2 separate regions of the Homo sapiens genome follow, and region 1 is linked to region 2. Evidence: read pairs that join two places in POLR2A ChIA-PET (ENCODE). Cell type or tissue: B cell. All regions are shown on one strand. Links, peaks and the distances in the headings refer to the core of each region. The heading gives the core; the rest is flanking DNA.

Region 1 (2,920 bases), core at 168-2,667, 56 kb before region 2:
ATTATAGGTTTAATGTTAGGCAATCAAGCTACAGTGGTCTAGATATCAACAAACAGCATCAAAAGAAAACATCAAATTGTCCCTATTCTTTTGACACTGTAGCTGAGAAATTTTTCTATGTTAGTGGCCCTAAATGAACAATAATAAGTGACAATTTAGTGAAAAACACTATTTTCACATCTTACAAAAGTCATGCAATATAGATTGATACAAGTATGATTATTTCTAGGACCACTTGAACCAGGGGATTAAAATAAATTCAGTCCTGTGACCATGGTTTTTCCTTCTTTCTTTTTTTTCACATACATCATTTAAAGAGGATTTATGTAAATTTTCTCTGTACTCATAATTTTTCAAGCATTAGTGCAGTCATAAGTATAGGGCACCTTGGCTTGATTTAATTATTATCGTTTCTAATTCAGCACACTTTATTTTATTTTACTTTATTTTATTTTATTTTATTTTTGAGCCCTGATTGCTAGTTCATTCTCAATCATTAGCATTTAGAAGAACTAGTCATTACTGGTTTTCAATAGCTGCTTGGGTTCCTATAAGCACTTAGAGTCTTAAAACACAGAAATGGAAAACAGACATTTCAAAGGTAGAACAAATCATGACTCCTAGAGGTAGGGTACAAGAATCCCTGGGTGCGTGGGCACTGAAGCACACAAATTCTTAACTTTCCCATTTGCTTTTTAAAAACCACAGGAATTGGGTCTAAAAAAAACTAGGACACCTCATTTCTGTAAGATGCTTGCTCATATAGAAAACTGGGAACTGATTCCAAATGAAAGGCTTTCCAAAAGAAATGGCAGTCACTTTGGACCACAATAATCATTTATACAAGGGTATGTCTGACTTTCGATTTGTGCAACACACACTTTTAATTGTCACGTCCATAAATACATCCCCCAGCTGCACCCAGGCAGCAATAAAGTTACCTGTCTAAAACTTGGTCTCCACATCCCTGAGTGGCCAAATCTCTCACTGTCTGGAGTAAATCAGCTGCCTTTCCATGTAGATAAGAGACACAGAGCCGGGGAGGGCAGCAATGCTCAAGAGTTTGTCAATAGCTCAGGAGAGAAAGGGCAAACCAAAAACCTTTTGTGGGCAGTAATGCGAGTGAGATTTTCAGCATGCTCAGAGGTTGCTGTTAAATGTCTTTTTCAACAGCATTCTCTTTCTTTCCATGCAGCTTCTACCTCGCAATAGAGTCAAAGAATGTGATGTACATTAAAATGCTTTGCCTCTCAGATGGGGTTCATTTTTATTCAGGGACAATTTTGCTGACTGACAGGTAAGCGTTTGGTGCTGAAATTGGACCTGTACAAGAGCTTTGCATTTCATTTGCTCCATTACACCAGCGCATGAATTACTGGGCTTCCATGTTGGCATCTTTCCATTACTTTTAAATACCTGACATGAGCAAAATGACTCATCTGACATTTCATGTAACAAATTTGTTCCAAAAAAAAAATAGAACATTATTATACTATTTTATATATGTGGGTACCACAACCTTCTGCCCTAATCTGACCAGAAATTGTTAAGTGTATAAATGGTAGCTGATATCAGTTTAAGAAAACACACTGCCAATGACAGCTATAAAATCTCATGGCAAAGAAATATGTCTGCTTTTCCTATTACCCACTGTCACTTCAACCTACTTCTTGAAATGTTAGCAAACTTCAGTCACAAATGGAGCTTTGTATTTTGGTTTCACTTCCACCACTGCGTAAACTTTGAGACATTATTTATTCCAATACACAATGAATCAACTTTTTCACTTTTAATCAGTGCTAACAGAGCTGAGGAGTTAAGATGCCTGTACCAAATAGTCATTTGTAGTCACAATACTACTATTTACTGACTAGTACAAAATTATTTGGTCTTCAACTTCTTCTAACTCTCACTTTCCCTTTGATTGCTTTTTGTTGCTTTTTTATTTTTAAGCAACAACTTAAAAATAATACGGACCATGACTCACAACCCTAAGATATCTCCTCATTCCAAACTTAACACCACATCCCATTACCCAATACCACATCCCATTACCCAATTTGCCTTGTAGAACTAGGAAAGTGTTTCAGTTCTTTGCTAAAGGCCAGTGTTAGCCTAGACAGCTTTGCTCCAGGCAGATTAGGAAAGAAAGAATCCTCAGTTTTATGACTCAGCCAGGAGTTTTTCCCACCTCTTCACTTAAAAATACCTCAGTAACACATTACAACCTGCCATATGAGGCTGAAGATCGCAGATCTACACTCAAATAAGGGTTTTTCTAGGTGACAGTATAACATTTCATAAAGCAGCAGCATAATTATGTGACAGCAAAATTTAAAATATCATGTTCACTGTTAGTATGAATACATCGAATTAATACAGTATTATTTCCATATGAAATTATTAGCCTCATTATTATATAATGGTATTTTCTTTAATAAATGGTCTCATATTATAAATGTTAAAGTACTTTATGTTACGGTGTATTCTTTTTAACAATGTTAATTTACCCTCAACCATTATTCCTATGCTGAATTTATATAACGTGTAGGTAATGAGAGATCACCTCCAACCCGCCTGAGCTCTCATGTGGGCCCTTCAGCTGGATCTAGAAACCAAATTGACACAAGGCAGATTTACAAGAGAAAAGCATACACATTTTATTAGTTTTACATGTACATGGGGATCTTCACAAGAGAGTGAAGTCTGAAGAAGTGGCCAAAGCAAGATGCTTTTATACTTTTTGGATGAAGAATAATAAACTTAAGAAGAAATGATAGGACAAAGGCGATCTGTCTACGGGCAATAAATTCCTAGGGGAGTCACTAGGAGATACAAGCGGGGTGTAAAACTAGTAGAAGATAAGGGTTACTTTGGAAAATATATTTAATTGGGTCCACTGCAGCCCCCTGTTCCCAGC
Region 2 (2,920 bases), core at 302-2,801:
TCCAAGTACTGTGCCAAGGCCTGGTGGATTAATGATGAACAGGACATGGCCTTTGCCCATCAGGAGTCCCAGTTATTGTGACATACAGGTAAATACACAAATAATTCCAACAGAATGAGATAAAGGCTAACAGAGGGATATAAAAAGTATTTCTGGAGCATGAAGTAAGGCATAGCTAACTGCAAAACTAAATGAAAACAGATGCTAAGGGATGTCCAGTGTACACTGCTTGATGATGAAGATGAGGGAAGAGGAAGGAAGAAGAATGGTAAAGGAAAGAAGAGGAGGAAGAAAAAAAAGAAAGGAGGAGGAGAAGGAAAAAAGAAGAAAGAGGAAGAAGAGAAGAAAAATAAAAAGGAGAAGACCATTAGCAAAATGGAAAACAATAATAATAATGCACCTTTGGGTAGAAATGTTCCCATTCTTAATAAAATAATTATCTCCAAGCATCCAACGTTAGTCCTGGAAAAAAGCAACTCCTGGTTATGGGATGGGGGGATTGGGGAGTAATGTTACTGGCTACGAAGATGGACTGTATTATCCTTGAATTTTACCACCCCTGTGGTGGTTTTAAAACATGAGCCCCCAATTTTTTTATATTCTATGTCCCCATCCCTTAAATCTAGGCAGACTTGTGACTGCTTTGACCAATAGAGTTCAGTGGAAGTGATGCTCTGTGACTTCTGAGGCTAGGTCAGAAAAGGTTACACAACTTGTACTTGATCTTCTTAGAATACTTGCTCTCTGTGTTCGACACGGTGGCTCACGCCTGTAATCCCAGCACTTTGGGAGGCCGAGGCGAGCGGATCACCTGAGGTCAGGAGTTTGAGACCAGCCTGGCCAACATGATGAAACCCCATCTCTACTAAAAATACAAAATTAGCTGGGCATGGTGGTGCATGCCTGTAATTCCAGCTACTCAAGAGGCTGAGGCAGGAGAATCACTTGAACCGGGGAGGCAAAGGTTGCAGTGAGCCGAGATCACGCCACTGCACTCCAGCCTGGGTGACAGGGCGAGACTCCATCTCAAAAAAAAAAAAAAAAAAAAAAAAATGCTCGCTCTCTGGAGGCTCTTCTCTGAACCCAGCACAATCATGCAAGAAGTCCAAGCCCCATAGAGGTCATATACAGGTACTCTATAGTCTATGGTCCCAGTTAAGCCTTTAGGTCATCCTAGCTCAGTTACCAGACATGTGAGCAAAGAAATCATCTTATAAGTGGGTCCCCTTGGACAGGTGTGGTGACTCATGCCTGTAATGCCAACACTTTGGGAGGCCGAGGTGGGTGGATCACCTGCGGTCAGGAGTTCAAGACCAGCCTGGCCAACATGGTGAAACTCTTTCTCTACAAAAAAATGCAAAAAATTAGCTGGGTGTGGTGGCAGGCACCTGTAATCCCAGCTACTCAGGAGGCTGAGTCAGGAGAATTGCTTGAACCTGGGAGGCAGAGATTGCAGTGAGCCAAGATTGCACCATTGCACTATACCCTGGGCGACAGAGTGAGACTCTGTCTCCAAAAAAAAAAAAAAAAAGTGGGTCCCCTTGACCCCAGCAGAAGCCCAAGACATCATGTAGCAGAGAAGAGACATGCCTGCTGTGACTATCCCAAATTCTTGACCTACAGAATCTATGAGCAAAGTTAAAAAGTTGTGACTTTACACAATTAATATTGGTAGGCTTTTTTTTTAATGCAGCAAAGCTAACCAGAACAAATTTCATTACTAAAAGTTTGGTGCTGTTGTAACAAAATCTAAAACACATGGCATTAGTTTTGGAACAGTACTCTAGAGGCTAACACTGAAGCATAAATAAAAAATGTAACAAAGATGTTACTGGAACTTAGGAGAAAGAAGATCCTTGTGTAACAGCTTGAAATTTGGTAGTATGAAAAAAGGAAATGTACTTAATAAATTTGTGATCTAGCTAAGGAATTCTGCAGGTGGAACACTGGAAGTGCTACCTGGCTTATTCTTGCTCCCCATAATAAAATGTCAGAGGAGAAAGATGAACTGAAGAATGAACTATTCCATTCTCAAACAAAATTTAGAGGTAATGTAAAGGATCCAGGACTTGCTGCGTTAAAAAACTAAATTTGTTTCTCATTCCCAGACTCTTCAGACAGGAAATACTTCTCAAATTAAGAAATGCCTTCAAGGTAAAAATAAAATCCCAGGTCCTATCAAGAAAGCATCTCAGAGTGTGGCTGTAAAACCCTCAATGACCCCAGAATGATTTAAGGTAATGCATTATAAACCCTTTCAGACAGACAAAAGAACTTCTGAAGATCTTAAGGCTATGTGTAGAAGACCTCCTGTGATAACAATAGGGGTTCTAAGTATCTTAAGGGGATTGCCCCACAGCAGGTTTACAAGGAGCCCAAGAGAGAGAAGTGCTTATTAGTGAGTGTGGCTTTTGTCTAATGTGATAGATTGTAACATACACAGTAAACCTACAAAATTTTTAAAGGAATTGTATCAGTTTAGACAGAAAGAGACAGATAGAATATGAAATGAAAAGAGGGGCCGGGCTCGGTGGCTCATGCCTGTAATCCCAGCAATTTGAGAGGCCGAGGCGAGCATATCACGAGGTCAGGAGATCAAGACCATCCCGGCTAATACAGTGAAACCCCATCTCTACTAAAAAAATACAAAAAATTAGCCAGGAGTGGTGGCATGTGCCTGTAGTCCCAGCTACTCGGCAGGCTGAGGCAGGAGAATTGCTTGAACCTGGGAGGGGCAGGCTGCAGTGAGCTGAGATTGTGCCACTGCACTCCAGCCTGGTGACAGAGTGAGAGTCTGTCAAAAAAAAAAAAAGAAAGAAAGAAAAGAAGAGAAAACAGAGGTTGCATAACTGTGAATGTACTTAATAATACTACCGAACTGTACACTTAAAAATGGTTACATTAGTAAATTTTATGTTAC

Evidence for each region. ChIA-PET counts read pairs that join two places held together with the same protein. Peaks named below come from ENCODE experiments on the same cell type or tissue, not always from the same donor. Only the 100,000 strongest peaks of a DNase experiment are listed, where the experiment ranks them.
Region 1: POLR2A ChIA-PET joins it to region 2 with 12 read pairs; 2 of 35 experiments call an interaction of 5 or more read pairs at or near these places.

Annotation. Positions count from the first base shown.
Region 1 is chr2:44,577,789-44,580,708 of GRCh38, reverse strand. All of the region lies in intron 3 of CAMKMT (calmodulin-lysine N-methyltransferase), which reads right to left. Among named protein-coding and RNA genes, the nearest start is that of CAMKMT, 220 kb to the right of the region's middle. In B cell, for the core only: no CTCF peak of the experiment used is centred there; no DNase peak of the experiment used is centred there; H3K4me3 peaks cover 347 bases; H3K27ac peaks cover 873 bases.
Region 2 is chr2:44,521,904-44,524,823 of GRCh38, reverse strand. The region is part of intron 3 of CAMKMT (calmodulin-lysine N-methyltransferase); the gene reads right to left. Among named protein-coding and RNA genes, the nearest start is that of CAMKMT, 160 kb to the right of the region's middle. In B cell, for the core only: no CTCF peak of the experiment used is centred there; no DNase peak of the experiment used is centred there.